Linked DNA regions of Mus musculus: all the other regions are linked to region 1. A link is a loop called in an ENCODE intact Hi-C map of the cell type or tissue named here. Cell type or tissue: left cerebral cortex. All regions are shown on one strand. Region 1 holds the start of Wwox (WW domain-containing oxidoreductase). Region 2 has its middle 96 kb from the start of Gm30107. Region 3 holds the start of Gm30107 (a long non-coding RNA gene). Region 4 has its middle 11 kb from the start of Gm30052. Region 5 overlaps Vat1l (vesicle amine transport protein 1 like).

Region 1 (5,000 bases):
TTGTGAGCCATGCTGGGAATTGAACTCAGGACCTCTGGAAGAGCAGTCAGCGCTCTTAACCGCTGAGCCATCTCTCCAGCCCTCGTATGTTTCCTCTTTACATTCTCTGTGTAGTAAACTCTCGTTAAATTCTAAATGTTGAAACACTGGTTTATTTTACTGATTGAACTCTGACCGAAACAACACTGCTTGCGGAAGGCAGCAATATTAATCTATTATTTTAACGATTTCTTTTATATTTACTTATGTGTGACTGTGTGTGTGTACATGCGAGGGCAGGTGCCTGTAGAGGCTGAAAGAGGATATCAGAGCCCCTGGAACTGGATTACAGTGATTGTATTCTCTAGGTAAGTGCTCTTGTCTAGAGGGCTGTTTCTCCAGCTCCCCAGATAGGTTGTTTCAGAGAGACCAAGAAGTTTGGAGCTTGATGTCTGTCACTCACCTTATTCATGTCATTGATCAGATGCCAGTGATAAACTACAGGAAACTCTAATGCTGAAACTCTCTCTTGCCTTGGAACCTTTATGCTGTAACCATGGTAACTATTTTCAGTTGCAGACTGGTTGAACCAGTCCCATGGTAGCCCAGGTTATACTTGGGCTTATATGGTGAGGAATGGGCTTTCCCATCTGATCCTCTGTCCCTTTCCTCCAGAGTTCTGGGATCACAGGTCTTAGCCGTCACACCTTGCATTGGTGTTATCTGATAAAATATAACAGCCTCTCCTTTCTGAGAATCCAGTTAGCAGGAGGCAGCCTTCTGAGATTGAGGACAACCTAAGACCAAGTCAAACCCTTCCTATCCAGTGGACTGTTAAAAAAACGGTCTCACGGCGAAATCCACATAGCTTCTGGTTTTTGTCTCCTGGTTTTTCTGTAAGGAATAAGACTGCCACAGGTGGTGGGGAGAGCAACTAGGTTCTTTCTCTTCCTGGTTTTCATAAACGCAAACAAGGACATCTCCCATTGTGTATCCCTGCTTCCTGATTTCTTTTGGAATGCAAGAGAACCAAGGCATTGGGTTATCCTTTCTAACCACTGTGAGACAGGACCTCACAATGTCACCCTGGCTATCCTCAAACTTACAGAGAGCATCCTTTGTTTGTTTGTCTTGGTTTTGCCTTTGGTCCTCAGAAAGCCCTCCCCACTCTCCATTGTGTGTTTCAGTTCGGACACATACATGCTTATTTCTGAGGCAGGAAAATAGGAAACTGGCGTCTGGAGATCAACTTAAGAAAGAGAACCTGGGGCTGGGCACGGTGGCACACACCTTTAATCCCAGCTCTTGGGAGGCAGAGGCAGGTGAATTTCTGAGTTCGAGGCCAGCCTGGTCTACAGAGTGAGAGCCAGGACTACAAAGAGAAACTCTGTCTCGAAAAAACCCCCCCCCCCCCCAAAAAAAAACCAAAAACCAAAAACCAAACCAAAACAAAAAAAACCCAAAACAACAACAAAAAACAAAACAAAACAAAAAAAAACCCAAAACAACAACAAAAATAAAACAAAACAAAAAATCCCAAGATAAAAAGAGCCTGGGAGGAAAGATTGGAAGCCCTTAAGTTACCTGAGCTTCTTTCAACCAAAAGAGCAAGCCCAGAAAATCCCTGAGCTTGGGAGAAGTGGGTACTTTGTTAGTAGACCATGAAAATTTACTTCAGCCCATTAGGATTAGGGTTAGGGTTAGGGTTAGGGTTAGGGTTAGGGTTAGGGTTAGGGTTAGGGTTAGGGTTTATTTCAGCGTGTGGCTCAGCTCTCATTCCTTTATTGCTCTTTTGGAGGCAGACCGCAGGTTGAAGCCTGGCACATCTCCAGGCACCTCTTTATCTTGCTCTTAATAAATCACCATTCCTGAAGATTTTCATGTGTCTTTATACAGTTCACTAGAAAGAGGTGCAAGGACCCAGAAACTCCAGCATCTGTTTGCCAGACTCAACTCTGCACCTGTGACAAACCCAAGTGAGGTCACACTGACAGGGAGTTTCCCCCTCAGAATCCTTTTGTTGCAGCAGCAATAAATAAATTAACTAATTAAAATATAAAAATAAATGTAACTGTCGTGTGTTTATAAAAAGATAAAGAGAGGAGGAATATGTTTTGGTGGATTTGTAGTCAGGTATGTGGGAATGGGGTGCCTCTATAGGCCCATGCTGAGGCATCCCTTCCCCCTGAGGGACCAGCCAGCCAGTATAGTATAGAGCTTACTCAGAGAGGGGAGTTGAGAGTGTAGTGGGGGGGAAGAGAGAGAGAGAGAGAGAGAGAGAGAGAGAGAGAGAGAGAGAGAGAGAGAGAAGAAGAAGGAGGAGGAGGAGGAGGAGGAGGAGGAGGAGGAGGAGGAGGAGGAGGAGGAGGAGGAGGAGGAGGGAAGTAGAGGCCGCCAAGAGCACGGATGGGGTGGGTGGGGGGAAGGGACGAGGGGACAGAGTGGGAGCAAGAAGGCAAGAGAGAGGAGGGAGCAAGCAGTCTCTTTAAAGTAATTCAAGCACACCTGGCTGTTACAGGGTAACTGTGGGGCGGAGCTTAGACACACACACACACACACACACACACACACACACACACACACACACAAATGCTAACGGGATAATAACAGTCGCTGAAGTCGCTAACCTTCTGTTTTAAGTCTCCCATATGCTGACCTCACTGGCAAGAGCCGCCACTCTAAGCTTCGATATTCTTTCAGAACATTGTCAGAAGAGTCAGGAAGCTTCCCAGATCCCTTTTGTAGGTAAAGTTTGGCATCAAAGCAGCAAACTTGATTTAGCAAGGACTCATGATTTAAGTTAAATCAGGTCTGCAGGGTATTGGGGGTGGGTAGGTGTTGAAATAAATAACCAACTTCCTGGTATTGATACATTAGAGAAGTTGGGTTCTAGGAATAGCCTACTAAAATCCGTGTCCCTTGCACACATTTCGTTTCTTTTGAGTGGTGTCAAATTTTACTCAGCAAAAGTGAGTGCATCTTGTTGTTGCAAATTTCTACTAGAGAAGAAAGTAAACAATCGATTAAAAACAAACAAACAAACAAACAAACAAACAAAAAACAGGTTCAAAGGTTCCTTGCTGGGAACCAAGGCTTTGAACTGCAGGCTGATAGCGCCACCTGGCGTGCAGCTTCGGAAGCACAAGCTTGGATAGTTAAAAAATCCTCATTTCATAACTACTGTGGCGCAGATGTTTTTACAGAAACAAGATGGTCATAAAATCTCCTTAGGGTATGACTTTGTGGGTGTTGGCTTTGTCTCACACGTATTCAAGCTCCTGAAAAATCTTCTTTGCCTGGGTTTACATGCAGATAGATCCTTGTTAGATCAAAGTCAAAGCTAAACTTCCAGGAGCCAGAAATGATAAACAAATAGGGGAAGGGACTAAGTGCTGTTGTGAAGGTAGGCTTCACATTGTGGGTCTAGGATATTTATAACCAGGATTTTTTTTTCAGGTGCTTTAAAAGTCTGCTTTGCAAGTTTGTAATCAGGTGCCGCCTATGAACAAGAGAACCAAGTTATGGTTGGAAGACCATTCTCTCTTAATAGAGAATCTGGAGGCATGAGAATTTGCATGTTCTCGATTTTTGGCTCCCTTTATAGCATAGGCTGGCCTCGAACTTGTGAACTTGTGATCGTTTTGACTTACCCTCCCAAATTCTGGAGTCACTTAGTTCTCCAAGTGTAGGTTTTTTTTTTTTAAATGGCATATTTACATAAACAACACAGATTGTGAATGGAAAAATACCTGGATAGTATCAAGTCAGGACATTTACTCTCGCAGGTGTGTCCAACCTGAGGCTCGTGGCAACACGTGGCCCGGGATACTAATAAATGCTGCCCAACACAAAAATCCTAAACTTTAAGCATTGTGAGATTTTTCTTTTCTTTTTCCTATTTGGATATTCGATTGAGGGCTTCTCTAGTGTAAATTTTGGAAATGACCATGTCACAGTATCATGTCGTAGTGTCAAAAGGTTGTACACCTGCAGGGCATGGGACGAAACTGGAGCTCAGAATAATCTCATCAGAACCTTTCCCCCCTCCCCGCCCCCCCTTTATAGTCCAGTTGAGCTTGGACTACATTTCCCAGGATACTTCACTGCTGGGACTCATTCAGGATTGGGTAAAACAATAAGGAAGTGCCTTCGGGTCGCCCAGCAACGTGCAGAGTCCTGCATGATGACTGGGTAAGCACGCCCCTTCCAGGAGGCTGAGGAAGCTTATTCCAGTTTCTGAGCCGTTCCTGCTTTTCCTTCCACCCCCCACGGCCGTTCCATCTCTTCCGCGTTCCCTCCCGTGCTCTTCTCAGGCTCCGCCCCCTTTCCCGCCAGTAGCTGCAAAACCCGGAAACTGGATTACAGCCGCGGACCGGCTGGGCGAGCAGTGCGCAGGCGCGAGCGGTCTGGTCCCCTCCCGGACGCGCGCGGCGCGGTTGAAGCCAGAGTGAGTTGCTGAGGAGAGCAGGCGGCTACTTCTGTCTCCAGCATGGCAGCTCTGCGCTATGCGGGCCTGGACGACACGGACAGTGAGGATGAGCTGCCTCCGGGCTGGGAGGAGAGAACCACCAAGGACGGCTGGGTGTACTACGCCAAGTAAGCGGCCTTGGAGCGGCGTTCCTGGGAGCCGTGTCCTGCGAGGCCTGGACCCTGCGCTGCCCTGCCAGGCGGGCATGCGCATCCGAAATGCCAGCCACCTGTCCCAGGCTGTCCCCCGTTATTAGGGGATCTGGGTCAAGGTCCCGTCACCTGGCCACCCGCCGCACGCCCCCTGCCGCTCACTAGGTGGCACTGCACCGTGCGGTGGTGGCGCCTAGGTCTTACTCCTCTAAAGAGGAAATAGAGAAAACTTCAAAGCCAAGCTCCTGCCATGGGGACCTGATCTGGAGGCCCAGCAATCTGTATTTTTAAGCAGATGTCCTGGATGGCTCGCAGTGGTTTCCCAGGGAAGTCTTGGAAACCTCCACAGAGCCTTTCCCTGTTGCTAACCGTGACCTTGGGCCACTGAAAGCAAGCCCCTG
Region 2 (5,000 bases), 450 kb before region 1:
AACTCCAGGATGGTGAGAAACCTTCTCACACAAAAGGTGGAGTCCTCTGCTCACCACAGGTATACTACATTACACCCGCGGGATGCGCATGCGCAGCCCCTCCCCCGAGGCAGCAGGAATCCAGTCGATCACATCAAACTCTACAGCTCAGGTGCCATCCCACAGCAGGATCTGAATGGCATTGGCTCAGGATGGGCACTGCCCTAAACCTCAGTGAGTTTTGCCACTACTGGTGCCCGACCTCCCATCTCCTGTCTTCTGGGTGTGATGTGATGGCTTTTGCACAGAGGGGTGTGATGGCCAACTGATCTACTAACTCCGGATCACAGTAGAGACCAGACTGGAAGTCAGACAGCCAAAGAGTAGGAACCTCAGCCGACCAAACAAAACACTGGCAGTCAGACCGACTGGAGGTGTGAACTACCGACTTGCTGCAAAGTACTACAAATTATAGGCCTTTGTAAGGGTTTGAAAGCATCAAATTGAAGACTGCCAAGAGTCCACAGAGTGAAGAGGACATGTCAGTGCCCCACCCACGTGCCCTAGGGTATCTTTGTACCTCGAGTCAGTGGGTTTTCCCATCCGATGGGAGTATTCTCAGAATCTGCTCTTGGGTTAATGAAGTTGGTTGTGCTCACAGGCACAGATAAGAAGCCACAAGTTCTGGTGTAAGCGAGTCTCCCATCCCTACTCTTAACAAAGGGAGACAGGTGCGATCCTGGGAAATCCCCATCGCCCTTGCCCCAGATTTTAGGACACAGCTTACTTTCCAAAGTTGTCCCGATGGGATCCGGTGGAAGCTCCCCTGTCGGACTTTGCCTGAACTTGCTTTCTTCTTTGGCATAGTCCCCTGCCCTGCCTTGCCCTGCCCTGCCAAACTACTCTCTTCCTGCTTCCCACGAGTGGCCTCCTCTTGACGGTCACCCCTCACGGTTTCTCAACTCAGATGCCAGTCTCTCCTATAGCTGTAGTGGCGGGTTATATATGCCGATATAACTGAATGGAGCAGTGCCCAGACAGCCGTGAAGCATTACCCAATGTCTATAGGCATGTTTTCTGGGGAGGTTGGGGTTGGCAGAATGGATAAAGAGCGGGGTAGTGGTGGCGCACACCTTTAATCCCAGCACTTGGGAGGCAAGGGGCAGGAGGATTTCTGAGTTCGAGGCCAGCCTGGTCTACAGAGTGAGTTCCAGAACAGCCAGGGCTATACAGAGAATCCCTGTCTGGAAAACAAACAAACAAACAAAAAAACCCTGCCTCATAAGTGAAATAGTCTTCACCTAATCATTGCAGGCTCCACAACGGACAAAAGAGTGGAAGAAAGAAGAAATCACTCGGCCTGGACTCAGGCCTCCATTTACCTTCTAACTTTGGACAGCCACGGTGTTCTTGCCAAAGGACTTTGAACTTGACTAGAACTAACATCATTGGATTTCCTGGCCTAAATTTGGGTTTGAACCATACCCCTCACTTTCCTGGGTCTCTATCTTGCAGATAACAGATTCTAGAACAAACCAGCCTCCATATCACATGAGCTCACCACCGCCCCAGGCTATACTCTTTGTACCAACCAGTTCTGTTTGGTGGACTCCTGACACAGTAGATCTGGGTGTGAGATAAATAATTCAAAGAATGGCTACCGGAACATAAAGGAACAAAAGTGACTGGAATATGCTAGACACACTCAGGACTCTGCCCTCCATGAGCTGTTAGGCAAATGCACTGTAAATCATATCCCAGATAACATTTACTTGTTGCTTTGTAATATGCATATGCACAATCTATAAACATATGTAGATAGACTGCTAGATGCATTCACCAGCAGGCATTAATGCTTGCATGCTGATACTATAGACAAACCATTGCAGAAAACATAAAGGACATATCTTTGGATGCCATGTCTTACCGAGAGGTTTGTAGGAACACAGGGAGATCCTGTTGGTATCTCCCTGATAGGGCCAAGAGATGACTTTTTCCCCCAAAGCAGAGTCTTTGCTTATTACCAACCTTTGCAGGGACATAGTGTACGTCAAAATACCCAGCAGCCTTTGTCGCTGGCTCTACCTTCTGAGCACTTTGTGAAGCAAATACACAGCGAGACATAATAAAGTCTCTAAAGACGGGAGGACCAACAAAGCATGGGTGTGGGCCTGCTTCTATGTTTTACCAGCCCCTTGGTTCCAGATATTAAAACCAGATATGGCTAGTTTCCTGTTCTGTAAAATGACAGCTTGAAGGACTCCTCTAGAGTCAATGGGAAGAATCCTATACTCAAAGTGCCTAACTCAATGCCTATTACAAATAAGGACTCCATGAAACTCATTTTTCTCTCTAGCCTTTATTTATTTTTTAAAGAGTCAGAGCTAAGAGATTGAAAACAGCCCAGCCTGATTGACAGAACTTTTGAAGTCAAGCCTTTGTAAGTTTCTTGAGGGCAGAGGCTGGATCATTTGCCTCCTCGGTACCGTGTCAAGCCTGCTGGAGTTGCCCAATAAACACAATAAACATTTCCAAAAAAAAAAAAAAGATGCTGAATAAGCCGACGGTTGCTGCTTCAGTTACCGTGGGGAGGCTGCCACCTGGTGGACACGGAACAAAACAGCACACCTCTGGAACCTGGATTCTCCCCCAGAGGGTTGGAATAAATGGCAAGACTTACCTGGCGACTGACTGTTCCCAGCAGTCTGCGCTAGTCATGGGAGTTTTCAAAGCAGCAGAAAGAAAAACACCGGAAGAAACACAGTGGATTTCTTCGGGCTATTTCTTAGGGCCATCACCCTGGACTGTGTAGATTGGAGAAGTGAGCAGAACTTGGGTGCATTTCTTTGCGTTTTTTAAGACTGTGGCTACAATGGAACCATCTGCTTCAGCTTCCTTGACTTGCCTTGACTTCACTTGAGGGACTTCACCTTGAACTGTGAACTGATTTAAGCCCTTTCTCCGCTGAGTAGCTTTTGTATCTCCGCAATAGGAAAAGAAATTAAGCCAATGCCCCAGTGTAAACTGGAAACTGGGTACTTGTCACTCGGAGCAACATCATCACAAAACAGCAAAAGCGTTGTTTATGCCTGCATGCTGAACCATGCTCCCTCGCTTGGATCAGCAACCCCCTTCTGCCAATAGGCTGTTTTCTCAAGGACTCCGTGGAAGTCCCAGGTCAATGAAGCACTTATTGAGTAACGACCGCAATTTCCTGAGCAGAGTTTTTGAGCAAAAGCAATCACGTGAGGGAAGTCCTACCCATTTCCATCAATTCATGTCTGCCTCTGCCTCCTGAGAGCGCTCAATCGGTGATTGCCATCATCTCCTCTCAGAGAAGCTCGCAAACCCTTCAGCTAATTTGCCCAGGAAGAAAGAGGAGCCTGAAGGACTCCGTGGGACTTGACACAGGCTGACCTCTGCCTTTGCCCTTTCTGGCAGTAATTTCCTGCATCACATGGGGGACGTGAAAATAATATTTCTGTTGGTATCAGACGTCTCCCCATTAGTGCTGGACAAAAGTCAACCAAGGTGGGGTGAAGAATACCGAATCAGAATAATCTCTGACCCTCTTCCTCAAATAGATGCCACACCAGGGTCTCCCCGCTTATTAGCATCCTAAATATCTTTCCTTCTTCCTAAAGACACCCGCACCCCTCCCCCCTGCGCTCTACTCATTTCCTGCCTGTCACCCTGGAAAGTTGGCATCGGTTTTACAACTGAGAGGTTTCCGTTGAAACCTGCCTGGCCTCTCCTCGGTTGCCCACACACAGAATCTGAGATGTTGATACTGAATAAGGACCAGGTGGAGTGTGGGAACTAAATATCACAGCTTCCTAAGGGAAGAAAGCCCTTTGGTATGGATTTTCCAGACAGAGGCAGAATAACAACTTCAGGCTTATGTCAACCTCGGCTAAGTGACATGCCTTCATGTACCCATTTTCCTAAATGGTATAATAGGTGTGGTATTCCACTATGACAGAGCTCCACAAGAACATGTTAACCATCCCCCTCGGGCCCTTTTGAAAGTTCTTTTTTTTTTTTTAAATGAACTTGGAAACGACCTATGGGAAGTGCCTAAGTGTCATGCCTAACACTTAGGGGGCATTCAACAAAATGATGTTAGGTTCCAAAATGCAAACATTAAATTTATTTAGTATGGGCAGCTTGGACTATACTTTTAGGGGCAAATCCCCAGTGTGTGTTTGGGCTTTGTGGAGCCTAATGCTCAGTTTGAAACTGTATCCTCAGGGCCTCCTCAAGGGACAGATATATATTCTAAAGTTGTATTGGGCATCGGTATCTTGTGCTCACCAAAGAGCATGCCATGCTGCCCATTTGCCTTCTAAATATTTATATGTGTACACAGAAAAATGGTGGGCTGCTCTCAGCCTCCGACAGGGAAGGCTTTTGCTGCAGTACAAGCCATCTGTAACCTCATATTTTCCCACCCATCCATTCTGTTTCCAGAAACAATGACTCTGAAACTTCTTATGTATGCATACATGCTTAAGCCAATAGCTTTGGAGTGTGTGTGTGTGTGTGTGTGTGTGTGTGTGTGTGTGTGTGTGTTTTCTCTCTCTGTGTGTGTGCATGTGGCACAGAAGCCAGAATAAAACATTGGGTCACTTGGAGCTGGTTACTAATGTTTGTAGCATATCTGGCTTGTTATATGTTACTGGGACCCAAACTCTGGTTCTCATGACTGTAAAGCAAAGGCTATTAACCGCTGAACCATCTCTCTAGCCCCCTACAAAAGTTTAGAGACAAGGGGCTGGAAAGATGGCTCCGTGGTTATGGACACTGACTCCTCTTCCAGTCACCCCAGAGTTCAGTTTCCATCAACCGCATAGTGACTCACAACCATCTGTAATGGGATCAGATGTCCTCTTCTGGTGTGTCTGAAAATAGTGACAGTGTACTCACATACATTAAATACATACATACATACATACATACATACATACATACATAAAAGTTTACAGACAATGGTTTGCTAAGTAACCGAGGCTGACCTTGAA
Region 3 (5,000 bases), 360 kb before region 1:
GAGCATGTTCTGCTAAAGCAAACACATGACAGGACATGTGATGAAGGATTCTTGGCTAAGGACATGCATGTTTTGGTCTGCCTTACATTGCGTAGTTGAACTGCATTTGTCAGGACTCCACAGAGAGAACCACACCAAAAACCTTCTGGTGATGTACTGCAGTTTCTTGCAGACTCAGGCTGATTGGATGCATGTGCTGAGACAAGAGCCCTGCTGAGGCAAGACCCATGGAGGACACGTGATGTTTGGAGGGTATAAAGAGGACTCCATGGAGTGACTTGAGACAGAGCATGGCTTGCTGGTACAGCTAGCTGTGCAATGCTTGTGGGTCTCACATCTTTATTGATCTTTGCTTCCCTGAGAAAGGCACAGCTGAGAACTTCTCCTGGTGTCCCTCCTGCTGATTCAAGCCAAGGCCGAGACCTGGCTATGTCACTGCTGTTGCTAACCTGACTCTACTAAAGTGTTTTCGAGAGATTACTGCTGCTGCTAACCTGTGAAATGAACAGCCCATTTCCAGACAACAATGATGGGGGTTGCTCCAAAGAACCTTTCTAAACAGGTTCGCTCCCCCCCCCCACCAAGTTCACTCCCCCATCCTTTCTTTTCTATTATCTGGGCGGGGGAGGGGGCGCTACAAGTCAGGTTAAAGTGTTTAAGAACCACCATTAAAAATGAGGCATTTGAAAAAAAATTAAAGTTACAGTCCAGAATTCAAAACCCAACCGTGGTTATGCAGGAAGACCTTGTCTCCAAAACTGCATTGAAAATGTATGCGAATATTTGTTTTTCAGGAACTTTCATAGGACATTCGTCATCACAAGGTACAATGTGGAACCATGTAATGTCCTGCTGTAGGGAGCTATTTAACCCCATGGTCAGTCAGTCCATGTGGATAATGTCCAGCCTACAGGCATTCCTCTATGCTAGGTATGGTGTGCAACAATCATCCTGGCACCTAGGAGGAAGAGACAGGAAGCTCATCTTGACTATGTAGCAAATCAGAGGCCAACATGGGCTACATGAGACTATCTCAACACACACACACACACACACACTCCAAGAGAATATTCATAAGCATAAAGGACCTTTCAAATGTAAACGTGTATATGACTCAGAGATGGTCAGCAGAGCTTTAATAAATTATAAATTTATTACATTATTGATCATCTTGTGTATACAAGGAAATATGACTTAATACCAGGATGAAACAGTTAATAAAGCCAACACATCAGACATTGCCCTGTTATTGTGGATCGCTGGAGTCTGACAAGGGTCACTAAGAGTCAATAAGCAAGACCAATGTCATAACACATTGGCTCCACTCTGAACTGCCCCCTCCTTGACATGATAATGACATCCCACGGCTGAGACCCAGCCCATCTTCACCACATGTCTCTTAAAGCGAATGCATTTGCAACTCTTTCATTTACTTTTAATATGTGCTCAGTTAGGCCTTTTTGATCCATTTTGCCCATGGGTTAGTGTGTCAAGATGGTTCAGAAGGTATGGGCACTTGCCCTGCTAGCCTGACAATTCCCAGTTCTGGCCCTGGAACCCTCAAAGGTAAAAGGAGAAAACTGGCTCCTAAACATTGTCCACTGAGCTCCGCATGCATGGTGCAGCACACACACACACACACACACACACACACACACACACCAATTCAATAAAACAAATGCTCACCAGCTTCCAAGTCAGGAAAACCAGGATTCTCCTAAAACACCGTTTTTTATTCTCGGGAATTGCCATGCAGGAGAGTGATAATTAATCCGGAGGATGAATTGGTAGCTTTTCCAAAATTGCTGAAATCTTGGAGATTGTTAGGAACACAAACACCCTTTCTAATGGATCCCTGCTTTTTAAAATAAAACTATCTTCTTACACCAGTACTAGATTTTCAGGAAACTCCCTCCTGCATACTACCAAGGCACCCAGCATTATGGTCTCCTCACAGCATCTTCCAGCATCTTACTCTCAGCATGATGTTGGCCTCGGTTTTCTGGTTGTTTGGGGGCAGCTGGGTGGGGGTGGTTTTCTTCCTGGCTGTAGTATGTGTTACAACCAGCAGAGGGCAGGATTACACAACACACCCAAGCTCCTCTGTTCTGGGTCTAAACAAGGAAATGGATGAGGGTTAGCGACAGGGGCATAGAACAAATTATTGTCAATGCTCTCAGAGATGACAGCACGAGAAATATTTAGAGATGACAGTCACTGTGCCTGGCCCAGTCATTGGACTATTAACCTAGCGATGTCAGCTTCCCACAGCTATAAAATATTATGCAAGTGACCCCCAAACTTAATTTGCCATCTAAAGGTCTATAGTATTCATGGCTTACCCTTATCCCACTGTCCTGAAGCTTTGAACTTACTAAAATGTAACTCAGATGACGTGCCTCCTGGGTTAAAATCGGAGGGCGATTAGCATGGGAGATTATTCACACCTCGGTGGCTCCATTATCTCCTTCCAATCAAAGGTAATAGTCTCTTCCCCAGTGTGAGAGTCAGAGGTTGTGTGGGCTGTGGGAGTCAAGACGATGGGAGGGGCATCTTTTCCAGTGATGCATTAGGCACGTGCAAGGCACAAATGCAGCCCTCCCACCACCTCAATAAAACAAATAATATTAATGCTCATTTTCCAGGCAAGGACACAAAGCCACAGAGTGATGCAGAGTGATGAAATAAATTACCTAGGTGTTAGCATTTCGTCTAGTCTCCTCCCAACAGTTACCTAGCAACAGCCAGGTACCAGCCTGGTTTGCTATAGATTTGGCCTTTCCTTCCCCCTCTCCCTCTCCCCCTCCCTCTCTCCCTTCCTCCCTTCCTCCCTCTCCGCCCTCCTCCCCTTTTCTCTCTCCGCATGTTCCTGGCCTCTTCTTTCTCTCTCCTTTCTCTGTCTCTGTCTCTGTCTCTCTCTGTCCCCTCTCTTTCTCTGCCTCTATTCCCTTTTCAATCCCACTACTCATACCCCAAAATAAACTTCATTTACACTAGCCCTGTCATATGGTTGGTCCTTCAGGGGAGGATGTCTCAGTGTGGGCCTGCTAAGGCAGCCCCTCCTGCTACATCATGCCACTGCATTACAAACATTTCACCAGGGATGTGGTGATAGAAAACCACAGCTCTGACCCGGAACTCCAGAAGATAGGCTTCAGCCGCTGTCCATCATTGTTTCCAGGGGCTTCCACACAGGTAAACATGCTGTCCACCACCAACTATTGGCCCTTATTCAAATGAGGACCACTTTCTACCCTTGGTCACTCATGCCTTCTTAATAGAGGCCCACCAACATCCTCAAGGCAGAAGCATGGGAAAGCTGAAGTTCTCAGAGCTCCCAGGTAAAGTTTTGATAGGAAGGCTCCATGCGAAGCAGGATTCAACTGCTCGTCAATCAGGCATGAACTCCGGCTACAAACAGGAGTTCCAAAAAGGCTTATACCTGCCATTTCGGAACTCCAGAGGCTGAGGCATGAAATCAGTCATGTATTTAAAATCAGCCTGGGCTACACTGCAAGTTCCAAACTAGTTCTGGCTACACAGTGAAAGCCAAAAGCCCCTTCCTGAGCTAGAGCCTACGGTATTTTATAATTCTGCTTTCCTTTATTTATTTTTTTCAACACTGACTCCATTCTGTGTTCATAGTGGGCTTAATACTTTCAACAGGGAAGCCATATTACTGGGTTCCATCAGAGATCTGCTGCCTCCATGACACTCACTGTCTCTGTACCTTGCTTCTCTCGTCTGTACAATGAAGCACCATTTGGCTTGATGGATAGAGGTATTTTTTTTTTTTTGTAGAACAATGATCATATGCCTGGTACTGTTCTTTGTGCTACAAACACAGATCACAACTGCCCTTCCCCAAAGAGCTCACCTGCTAGCACATTCTAACAAAATGCACCCCACAAATCCAACAGGCGATATCATGGGAGTCATAGCTAATCTCATTCACAGCCAGTGATTTGGGGAACTGAGCTTGGGCTAGGCTCTATCTATAAGTAGTATTTCTAAAAGAAAGAAAAAGAAAAGGAAAGAAAAATATCAATATAATCCTCTGACGTATTTCCAGAATGTGCTAATATTACTAATAGAAAACTGAGAGTTAAGAGGATCCAGTCAGGGACTGGATGGATGAATCCAGGATTAGGAACACTCACTGCTCCTGCAGAGGATCCAGACTGGGCACCTAACATTCACACAGCAGCTCACACTGCCTATAACTTCAGTTTCAGGGGATCTGACGCCCTCTTCTGGCCACTATGGGCACCTGTACATACCTGGCACATATAAACTCATGTAGGCACATAGCTATATAAATGAATGAGTGAGTGAATGAATGAGTCAATGAATGAATAATAAATAAATAAATAGATTTTGAAAGATTTCATTACCAAAAGGTGAAAGGTTAGAGGATCAGAACAGGCTTATCATGTTTCTATTTTCTGTGAAAGCTCAGATCAAGGAGCCCAGATGAGAGTTTAAGCTAGAAATTACAAGTAATTCCTATCTGTATTCAAACCCTCTTCTGTGTTCTGTATGCGTTATTTGTGTTTTGTGTGTCCGTGTCTCTGTGTGTGTGCGTGTGTGTGTGTGTGTGTATCTTTGTGTGTATCTCTGTGTATCTGTGTCTTTCTGCCTCTGTTTGCCTGTCTGTCTCTCTATCTCTGTCTCTGTGTGTGTGTCTATGTTTGTGTGTGTGTGTATGTGTATCTCTGTGTGTTTATCTTTGTATCTATATCTTTATGTTTCTATGTCTGTCTGCCTACCTGTCTGTACCTGTCTCTGTTTCTCTGTGTCTTTCTCTCTCTGTCTCTCTCTCTATCTCTCTGTCTCTATCTCTGATTGGGGTGTGTGTGTGTGTGTGTGTGTGTGTGTGTGTGTGCCGTGCCGTGCCGTGCTTCTAAGATTGGGGTTTTCTCACTGAACTTGGAGTGCACAGATTCAGTTAAACTGGCTATCCAGCCAACCACAAGGATCCTCCTGCCCCTGCTCCCCCA
Region 4 (5,000 bases), 770 kb before region 1:
CTTAGCTGGGTGGGTGGGTGGATGGGTGGGTGAGTTAGGCAGGATCTTGCCTGGCATGAGTGCGGGGCAGGAGAGAGTTTTTAGGGAGTGGGTAGGGGTTTTGGGGGTGAGTGTACATTGCTGGTGTCAAGATCCTGGGAATGCTTCCTTTGCATGAAGAGGAATTCCAGGAGCTTTCGGGCCATGTCCTTATAGGGAGAGAGGAAGTCTAACCTGTAATCTGCACACCCGGCTACATGACTGCCTCAGGGGTGGCAGAGTTGGCAGCCATAAGGCTATGGTGTACCAGGACACGCAGGCCCGGAGCAGGGTAGAAGCAGTCCTAGTCCTGCTGGTCTCAGGATGAGACTTTTGGCCTTTGGATGACTTTACATATCCCCAGCTAGCCTGGCATGTGTTATTTAGTGCAAGCTGGCCTTGAATTTATAGTAATCCCCCTATTTCAGCCTCTTGAAGTGCTAAGGTATTAGGTGTACCCCTTAATACCTGGCCTCTTACGATTTTTTTAAATCAACACATAAAACTTATACAAATGATGGCATGGCATGGCATGGCACGTGGTGTTTGGATACCTGTATACGCTCTTATGATGTTTAAATTTTGACAAGTGTATCTATCTGTGTCCCCAGTCAGTTCTTCACAGAGAGAAAAAAAAAAAAATCCAAACCCTTTCAGTTTAGCAAACGGCCCTACCAGATTGGCCTGTGGTCATGCCTGTGGAGCAATCTTATGATTAATGACTGCTATGGGAGAGTCCAGTTCACTGTGGGCAGTGCCACACCTGGGCAGGTGGCCTTGAGATGTATAAGAAGCCAAACTAAGCAAGCTCTAAAAAGCAAGCCAGTAAGCAGCGTTCCCCCACAGTTTCTGCATCAGCTTCCCGCCCCCCAGTTCTAGCCTTGAGTTCTTGCCATGATTTCTCTCAGGAACAGAGTTATGGCCTGGGTATTGTAAGACAAAGTAAACTCCCTCCTCCACAAGTTGCTTTTGGTCATGGTGGTTTATCCTGCCAATAGAAATGCTAACTACCGTTATATACTCTAGCATGCATGTCCAATTGCTTTTGCTTTCTCCATTTAAAAATTTTAATTAAAGTATAATTATATTATTTCCTCTCTCTTCTTCTCCCTCATTCCCTGCCATATTTGTCTCCTCTACTTCCTCCCAAATCATGGCCTCTTTTTCAACTGCTGTTACATACATGTGAATATATATATGTGTGTGTGTGTATGTGTGTGTATATGTGTGTGTGTGTATATACACACATATATATGCGTGTGTATATATGTGTATATATATATATATATATATATATATATATATATATATATTTGCTCTAATGTGTAGTAGATAACATGTAAGAAAATAGTTTTTGGTTAAAATTCCCTCTTATCCTTTCTACAGTGACAACATCATTCATAACACTGAGCCTTCATAACTTCCTATATGCCTCAGAAAGGTGTTTCAAAGAACTATGAACAGAAAAGTTACCCGGTATACAGGTGGCAATGTTCTTTGACTTTTCCTGGGGGCACATAGACAAACATCTCCTCATTCGGGATAGAACGATGTCAGTAGACGAGACTACACCCAAGCCCACTGGAGTAAAGTAGTGCATTTACTAGGTTCACTTAGCAAGCAGGGGGCGGGGGGGGCCTTAAGGCAGCTGCATCATTGAAAAGCCTGCCCTAGCATGGGTGAAAGATGCTCCCCAGAGCTGTACAGCTTTAAGACAGCTCTCAAGTGGAGTCTCCTCTCCCCTGCAGTTGTTACTGCTGCTATAACCATGAGAAGGACTTGTGACTGGTTTTCTGAGGAAAGAGCTGCTCCCTTGCTGGAAGGAAACTCTGTGGCCATTAGAAGCTCACCTTCCAGACTGGTTTGGAGATATGGGTCACATAGACCCATCCCTGGAGGTTTCCAGTCTGCAACATCAAACACCCTGGATGTTCCTAAGGGTAACTGTACCCAGCAGATGGCAGCTTCTGTCCAGAGATGCACCAACTCCCTCTAAATAACACAGGATGGCACGCACTATGCTGAGAGAACAGCAGAGGGCACCAAGACTCCACTGTTGGGTGTAGAAGAGCTGTTTTAGCAGGTCTTGTGTTATCCTTGTGTTTGTGGCTTTCAACAGCAGAGTTACTATTCCACATGTGCGTGCTAAAAGTTGCCAAGGGGTGGGGGTTGGGGGTGGGGCAGCAGAGAGACAGACACAGAGACAGGGAGAGAGACAGAGACACCATACATCGAAAGCTTTTGCATTAAATACTTGTTTCTATCTAAAATTCGTTTCATTTTTAATTGTGTGCCTAGGTCTACGCTTGGGTACGTGCACATAAGTACAGGTGTTTGTGGAGGACAGAAGAGAACATTAGACACCTAGAAGTGGAGGTATAGACATTTACAAACTTCCTGCTATGGCTGCTGGGAACCAAACTTGGGCCTTCTGCAGGAACAGTACACACCCTTAGTGAGCAACTCAGCTCCCCAAGCTGTGAGCACTGAGGGTAAAAGTTGAGCCAGCGTTGTCTCCATAGGAACCAAGAAACAATGAACTAGGACCAATCCCATGCGGCCTTCCTCTGTTCCTGCTACCATGGCTACTGATATTGCATCAAATGAGCTTGCATTGATCCAAGTTGATGTAGGTATATCAATTGAGACCATCAGGAATATATCTTCAGCTCCTCACACTTTGATAAGTTGAGTTTTGATGTTATCTCTTAGGCACGTTTGTTTGTTGTTTGGTTGGTTGGTTTGTTTTAAATAAAACTATACACAGAACAGAACAGAAGATTCAGTCTTCGAGCTGAGCTGGGGGCTTGGTGTGTTTGCATAGCAGGTGTGAGTCCCTGGGTTGGATCCCCAGCATCATAAAACATCAAAAAAAAATCTAATCTCCCATTTGCCTGGTACCCAAGCCCATATTTGTTCTATAACTCTAGCTTCCCTTACAACATGAGAGAATGTTCAGTTATCTGAAAGGAATTTAGTGTCGCTTGTAATGTGTTTTTCTTTTCTAAAAACCTTTCCCAAGTGCTGAACAAAAATTTTTATACTAAAGGCAAGTTCTAGTAAAGTCGAATGAAATGTGGAATTCCGGCTAGATGAAATTCTCAGGAGCCTTGCATAGCACAGTTTAAAAAGAAAACAATGTATAAAAGGCTCAGTTATTTACATTTTAAAGCACAGAGAAATAAATTGGCTGTGGTTGTTGCTTACAGTGTTAACACATCCTCAGGTTGAGGTGAGATGGCAGTGGATGTAAGTCTCTTCTTCATGCAGGCTGTTGCTGGCGACAAGGCCCGTGTAAATTGGCAAAATGAAGCTACTTAGTAAGTCAGTGTGAGTTCCACATGGCCTTAATCAAGGCGTCGGGTTCTAAGCTGCCGATGCGATCTGCTCCGCAGTGGTCAGACCACTGTTAGTGCTAAGCTTCAGTTGCAGTCTTTTGGAAATTTGTTTTGGCAATGGGAAATGTGTCAGAAGAGCAGCAGGCTGAGGCTCTGGGGCCTCCTGAGCTGGTGGAACATAAGACTGCAGCTGTTCTCAACACTGTAGGCAGCGGAGGGGTGATTGCTGGGGGGGGGGGGGGATGGCACCTTGCACCCCCTACTCCAATACGCAGGGGAAGGTTTGATCCGATACAGACCTATGTACACAGAGGCAGAGCAGATCCAATATGTCAACGGTTCTCAACGTGGTAGATCATGACCCCCAAGGTGTGTGTGTGGGGGTCACACATCAGATACCCTGCATATCAGATATCATCATTACGATTTGTAACAGTAGCAAGATTACAGTTATAAATTAGCAATGGGATCGTTTTAGAGTTGTGTGGGGGGGAGTCATCACAGCGTGGGGATGCAGCGTTAGGGAGATTGAGGACCACTCACTGCCTTACATCCATAGTAGGAGCCCATCATCAAACTGGTGTCCTGACAAGAGGATTGGGGGAGCCTTGGCGGGCTGATAGCCAGCACAGCTAACAGGGAATCTTTCACCATTGGCCTGCGCTGAGCTGCATTCTGGGAACACAGTAATGGTCATGATGGACACCGGCCCCCGCTTTACCACACATTTGGTCTGGTGAGGAGAGCTGACAGTATGGCCTCCGGGTGGGAGACACATGGCATGTTACAGAGGAATGGGAACAAAACAGGGAGGGGGGCCGTGAGAAAGCGCTTTCACAGGGATGAGGGGTGGGGGTGAGGAGTGTGTGTGTGGGGAGCTGAGAATGGTGGAGGAGGGGGCAAGGGGTTGGGAGGGGGAGGGAGCCAGAGACGATTCCCAGAGGAACGGTGTCCAATTTGAGGCCTGAATGGTGTTAAGAAGGGAAAATTCCTCAGACCAATTAAATTTAGTGGAGTTTATTTGAACAAAACAAAACAAGAGTAATGGACGAACTATGCGGCTCCTGGAACTAAAAGACAGCATTGCAAATTCCCACCAAAGCACGGCCTGAGCCCCGAACTGGGAACAGCTTAATTAAGTAAGTGGTTTCAGAGCAGCCTGCAATTAACCAAAGCTCAGCTACTGTCATTAAAGTGTGCATTGCTTTGGTCTGGTGAAGACGGCAGAGGAGCCTTGTCCACTCCAATGGCTGCCTGCAAACTCTAACAGTCGTCAGTGGGAATTAGTAGGACGAGGAGCACAGGGGTGAAAGGATTTTCTCATGGGAACCGTTTGCCATCTCAAGCACAAAAGTACCCGAGAATGGCCATATATCTGTAAACTTTACCGCACGCCCAGGAAATCTGTGGCTTACCTAACAAGAGGTCAGAGTTGCTGTGGGGAGCCATGATGGTATTAGCTCAAGATTCCCAGCCTGGAATGGGCTCAGCCAGGTGTCTCTCCTCTTGAGCTGTCTACTGTCACCTATAAAGTGGTTCTTCTGTGTGTGGGTGGTCCAGGTGGCCTCTGGTTTCTGGTAGCTAGGGCAGGAATCCTTTGGTACTTCAGCCTTAAAATGGGGTAGACAGAACTTCTTTATACTG
Region 5 (5,000 bases), 68 kb before region 1:
CAGTCAAGATGTCAGCTGAAATATGATCTCATTTCAAGGTTTAACTGGACAAGTATTTACTACTTCTAAGTTCTTTGGGGGTTGTTGGCAAGATTCAGTTCCTCAGAAGGGCTGAGGGTCTTAGTTGCTTACTGGCTATTGGATGGAATTCGTCTTAGGTCTCGGTCATGTAGGGATTCCACAGGGCAGCCTCCCATTAACACAGTATGCCTCTCTAGAGTCATTGCCTTGTGGATGCTGTGGCCATTTGCTAACTTCATCTTGAAAAGAGGAGACCATCCCTTCTGCTGTGCTCTGCAGGGAAGGCAGCAGGTCCCTTAGCTCCAGCCTACACTCAAGGAGAAAAGAACCCAAGGATATGAATCCCACAAGGGGCAGAGAGCTGTGCTAGCAACCATCTGCCATGACCTAGAGCTTTTCAGTAAGCACAGTGAGCCTGCCTCATCTACAGACTCTACATCAGCAGTTTCAGCAAACGTCGATGAGGAAATACGGGGGGCGGGGGGGGGGATTACATGACCATGAAGACTTTTAAAAAGATTGATTGATTGGTTGATTGATTGATTGCACACTGTAGCTGTCTTCAGACCCACCAAAAGAGAGCATCAGTTCTCATTATGGATGGTTGTGAGCCACCATGTGGTTGCTGGGATTTGAACTCATGACCTTAAGAAGAGCAGTCAGTGCTCTTCACCACTGAGCCATCTCTCCAGGCCCTGAATGTGAAGACTTTGATTTGCTTTCGTGATTTGCTAGACAGTCGAAGAGCACAGTATCATGTGGTACTTGGTGGAACAAATAATCTAGGAAAAAAAAAAGTCTATGGGGAAATGTGTGTAGGTTCTATGTAGGTTCTATGTTGGAGTCCGTGGAGAGCTTCAGAATCAGCCTCCACAGATGGTCAGGGGTGACCAATGGTACCAGGTTTTATGACCAAGTGTGAAAATACTTCAGAAGTCATCATGTAAATGGAAGGACTCAACTGGTTTGTTTATCGGGGTCAATAATAATAATAATAATTCACAATTACCTGACATTCTCAGTCTAAAAAACAGGTTGTTCCTCATCGCATAGAGACCAAAAAAACTGCATTGGAAAGACCCATGGAATTTATATTAAGTGTTGATTTGACAGCACATGACTGCATAATATTATTTGGATGGTAGAGTCAAAATGCCCTCCTTTTCTCCGCCTGACTTTCAAGGCACACCTGCAAGCCTTCCTTCCCAGCTGTTTTACAATACCTACATTTTTATAGAGATGTAAATAAAAGTACTTCTTTCGGTTTTCTCATTTAGCAAGATTACAAAAGCATTCGATCCTGCCGTGTCTACTTTATAATTAGTGGCATATATCTTTCTTTTCCTTAACAGCTCTGCAACATCCCCACTTGGTAGATGAATGTAAAAAGCCATTGTTTATTTACCCATCCCTTTACTTCGACACATAAGCTGTTTCAGTGTTTTGCCACTAAAAGCAACGAAGTCATTATCTTTTATGTTTTTCTCCCATAAATGGAATTGTGTCTCTAAAGTCCCAGAAAAGCAATTTGAACACAAACATTTTAATGGTTCTGTGAGTTTGGATTCAAATGAATAGCAAGAAGCCTTTGATTTTCAAATAAGCAAACATTTCTCCATCAGCCACAGGCTGAGTTCCCTATGCGCAGTTAACGATGTCTGACTTTTTTTTTTTTAATGTCAGAGCATCTAACCTTGAAGCTGAAGGAACAAGAGTATTAAAATTGTGAGACTTTACAAAAATATTTAGACTCAACCTATTTTAAGTTTTTATAAATTGACTTTTGTGAGGCAAGAGATGTTGCATCCCGTTTAGATTTCACTTGAGACATACATGGAGGGCAGGCAAGGTTCAGTGTCTTCTCTATTAATCCCCACAGCGCCCCCTGCAGTTCATGTTCTGCACAGCAGCAAAAAGAAAGGCTCAGAACAAATGGACTTTCCTTTCGCAGGTGATCACTGTCCCCCATCCTTGTCCCCATCCGGTCCCGCAGTGACATTCGTGAGTCTGATAAGCGCCTGGACGTGGGAAAGGAAACCATAGGTCCTTGTTTCTAGGGAAGATGCTCCTCTAACGAGAGTGCCGCTAGGTAGAAGCAGTTTTACCCCAGCAACTAGAAAGCTAAGGGATTTCGCAAATGCGGGTTTTGCCCTGGTAACTAGCTTATTTAGCCAAAAATTATGAAGCAGAGTTACGTAACACTTAAGTAGGCAGGTCTCAAACCCTCACAAATACTCTCATTGTTTAACATTCTGCCAGACCATTCTGACTTATAAAATATATATTTATCCTTTCGTTGTGAAAACTACAACCCTTATTTTTCAGACCCAGAAGACTTACAGGACAGGTCAGCATGTGTGACTGACAGGAGTCGATTGAATAGATTTGCGCCACAAAAAGTTGCTGGCTGAACCACTATTTGAGCTGTAGCGCCCTCTGGTGGAAGGCGGGTGGATTGCCTTCTTCGGGCACATTTTCCTGATTTCACTCATGTCTCTCATGTCTTGTGCCCCAGGTAAAAGAGGCCATGCAGCGCATCCACGACCGAGGGAACATCGGGAAGTTAATTCTGGATGTGGAAAAGACGCCGACCCCGCTGGTAAGTGGAACGTAGAGGGAACTACCCAGCTCAACACCAAAGACAAACCGATGGATCGTCAGAAGTAGTCAGAGCTGGTGTCCGAGGAAATACAGGCAGTTTGCAAGCTCTCCCATGATGCCAGAATGAGGGATTAGCCACGGACTAATGAAAGTGGAGATGGAAAAATTAAAGTGTTTGAGAAAGACAGGAAAATTGCTGAGTGGGGACAGACAGAAAATGGATAGGAAAAAACCAAACATTTACAACTGTTATGTCTAGGCACCAATGCAAAGGCTTCCTAGCTAATCTTAATGCACATACATGGACCCAACAGATTGGTGCTCACTACCTTCAGGATTCTTCTGGTATTCCTCTTGAATTCACTTGCTTTCGTCGGGAGAAAATCCTAATATCCAAGCAACCCACAAGAATACAGCACATAAGATTTACCTGGTCCCAAACTAGCATCTTTGGGGGACAGATGGCATAGGATGTAGCCTTGAACCTCTGAGTGCTTGCATTCAAAGCTGGGTTCTCAGTCCCATTTGCAACCTGGGAAAGTTTAGCCCACCACCTTTGGTCCTATTTATAAGCAAGAGACTGACAGGTTCCTCTCAGTCAGTTAGAAAGGCAGGTGCTGAGTATGGCCCACCCCTCTAAGTTCTAGGTAGGCCAAACAAAGAAAGTATGGAGGTTTGTGCAGCAGTATCTGCCACTTTCAAGAAATAGAAGTGAAATAAGTAAAATGATCTATGGTTCTCAGCCCAAGTGTATGTTTTCAGAAACAGATTCTTGTCTTCTATAGCTTAGGTGTACCGCAATTTCACTCCACACAAGAGAGTTAAAGGAAGGGTCATTTGTGCCACTTACATTGCTGATAACAACATGAATATAGTTTTTAAAAATATGACATCACAGGACTATTGAAGTAGGGAATGATATTGTGGAATTAGGAAGGAAGAGCTAGGGTCCAAGGACTCCCACGCAAATACACTGTGGTCTACGTAAATATGTCTCTTTCAGTACCGTGCATAGAAGGTTCTAGAGCTGCCCTGGCCAACTATTGCATTTAAACAAACTATCTGGCACTGGCTTTCCATGCAAAGGCAATGCCTGTCTCCACGAACCCATGATGTTCTGATGGTCCTTGGTCTAGGGTTAGGTTTACTTGACCAAGGGTCAGAACCCGTCACATGAAAACCAAAAGATGCTCCCATTTGGGCCAACAAGAGCTCAGCTCTACCCCTGTTGAGTTATAGTTCCTGTTTTCTGAGAATGTTCTTACCCTGACACCCAAAGGAAGAAAGAGACAGTGAAGCATGGGTATTTGAAGCGTCAGTGGTAGGGAAGATGTCTCATCCCTTCTAGATGGAAAGCTAGAATTGAAGGGATGACAACATGAAGTCAAGCTGAATCCAGAACATCGTGAGAATCAGGATGGACCCAAGGAGGTTATCTCCAGAGCTATGAAGTGATGTTAAAGGCGGCAGCAGAGCCTTAGCAGGTACTAGTAAAGGGTATAGAAGGGGTCCTCAGAGAGACTTCTTCCTATAGAATATAGAAATGACCAGTCTGAAAGAAGTCCGTCCCATGATGCTTCAGTCCATCCCATGATGCTTCAGTCCATCCCATGATGCTTCAGTCCATCTCAGTGATGCTTCATCCAATGCTCAGAGATGGTGAGGGAGTGGGATACATGACCTTTATCATGACCTCTGTTGAATTGCAGATGGCCAATGACAGCACAGAGACCAGCGAGGCAGGGGAGGAAGAAGAGGACCATGAAGGGGACAGCGAGAACAAAGAGAGGATGCCCTTCATCCAGTAAGCCAGACCTCGCATCGGTGAAAGTGGAGGATGGCTGGGAAGAAGATGGCCGCCAGGAGAACTCTTCTGTGCCCCAGTGAACCAATGCTGTAGTCCAGTGTGTGTCGTGTTTGTCTGCAGTCAGCCAAGCTAAGAAGCTGTTGATCACTGTTGTGTTTGGAATTAAGTGCCAATCCCATTCCATGCAGTATTGTGTCCCTTCCTGGTCTGTGTATCACGCTCTCCCCTCTCCCTTAAAGCAAACCCATCCTTCTTTGGGTCCTTCTTGACGGTTCTAGAATAGCCTTGCAAACTAATACTGGCCCACAGGGCCCAAGGTCAGAAACCAGGCCACGCTTGATTGAAAGGTGTTGTCACGGAGCTCTGTTCAGATCCCCACTCTTCTTCGGGCCAATGACACTCTTTGCCTGCCAACAATCAGCCATGCCTCTAAGCATGGCACTTACCAGTTTGGCTAGTGACAGGAGAGTAGGCCAGAAGTATTCACGACCCTATACATACAGATTTCTCCAAGCAGTTACTTTGTCACTTTCCCTCTTAAGTGCTACGTCCCTGCGTGTGTCTCTGCACC

What was found. Peaks named below come from ENCODE experiments on the same cell type or tissue, not always from the same donor. Only the 100,000 strongest peaks of a DNase experiment are listed, where the experiment ranks them.
Region 2: a loop joins it to region 1, with 8 times the contacts of the local background. A loop is called at or near these places in 5 of 42 quality-filtered maps.
Region 3: it touches region 1 in a loop (6-fold over the local background); 38 of 42 quality-filtered maps call a loop at or near these places.
Region 4: it touches region 1 in a loop (14-fold over the local background); 21 of 42 quality-filtered maps call a loop at or near these places.
Region 5: it touches region 1 in a loop (5-fold over the local background); 6 of 42 quality-filtered maps call a loop at or near these places.

What each region holds. Positions count from the first base shown.
Region 1 is chr8:114,435,304-114,440,303 of GRCm38, forward strand. Wwox (WW domain-containing oxidoreductase) reads left to right here and starts at 4,349. Exons shown (of 9, transcript NM_019573.3): 1 at 4,349-4,575. The coding sequence starts at 4,469. It overlaps Gm30330 (a long non-coding RNA gene), which reads right to left and starts at 506. Exons shown (of 3, transcript XR_388053.2): 1 at 443-506. In left cerebral cortex, CTCF peaks have their summits at 3,102 (motif pointing left), 4,746 (motif pointing right) and 4,950; DNase peaks (open chromatin) are centred at 3,145, 3,521 and 4,258; H3K4me3 peaks cover 924 bases; H3K27ac peaks cover 403 bases.
Region 2 is chr8:113,982,466-113,987,465 of GRCm38, forward strand. No RefSeq gene overlaps it. Among named protein-coding and RNA genes, the nearest start is that of Gm30107, 96 kb to the right of the region's middle. In left cerebral cortex, a CTCF peak has its summit at 2,594 (motif pointing left); a DNase peak (open chromatin) is centred at 2,592.
Region 3 is chr8:114,079,157-114,084,156 of GRCm38, forward strand. It overlaps Gm30107 (a long non-coding RNA gene), which reads right to left and starts at 1,984. Exons shown (of 4, transcript XR_879214.1): 1 at 1,687-1,984. In left cerebral cortex, a CTCF peak has its summit at 2,073 (motif pointing right); a DNase peak (open chromatin) is centred at 2,065.
Region 4 is chr8:113,662,725-113,667,724 of GRCm38, forward strand. No RefSeq gene overlaps it. Among named protein-coding and RNA genes, the nearest start is that of Gm30052, 11 kb to the right of the region's middle. In left cerebral cortex, a CTCF peak has its summit at 2,010 (motif pointing right); a DNase peak (open chromatin) is centred at 2,037.
Region 5 is chr8:114,367,316-114,372,315 of GRCm38, forward strand. Vat1l (vesicle amine transport protein 1 like) reads left to right here. Exons shown (of 9, transcript NM_173016.3): 8 at 2,537-2,620; 9 at 4,332-5,000. The coding sequence ends at 4,430. Among named protein-coding and RNA genes, the nearest start is that of 4933408N05Rik, 18 kb to the left of the region's middle. In left cerebral cortex, CTCF peaks have their summits at 1,906 (motif pointing left) and 2,463 (motif pointing left); DNase peaks (open chromatin) are centred at 1,921 and 2,460; H3K4me3 peaks cover 532 bases.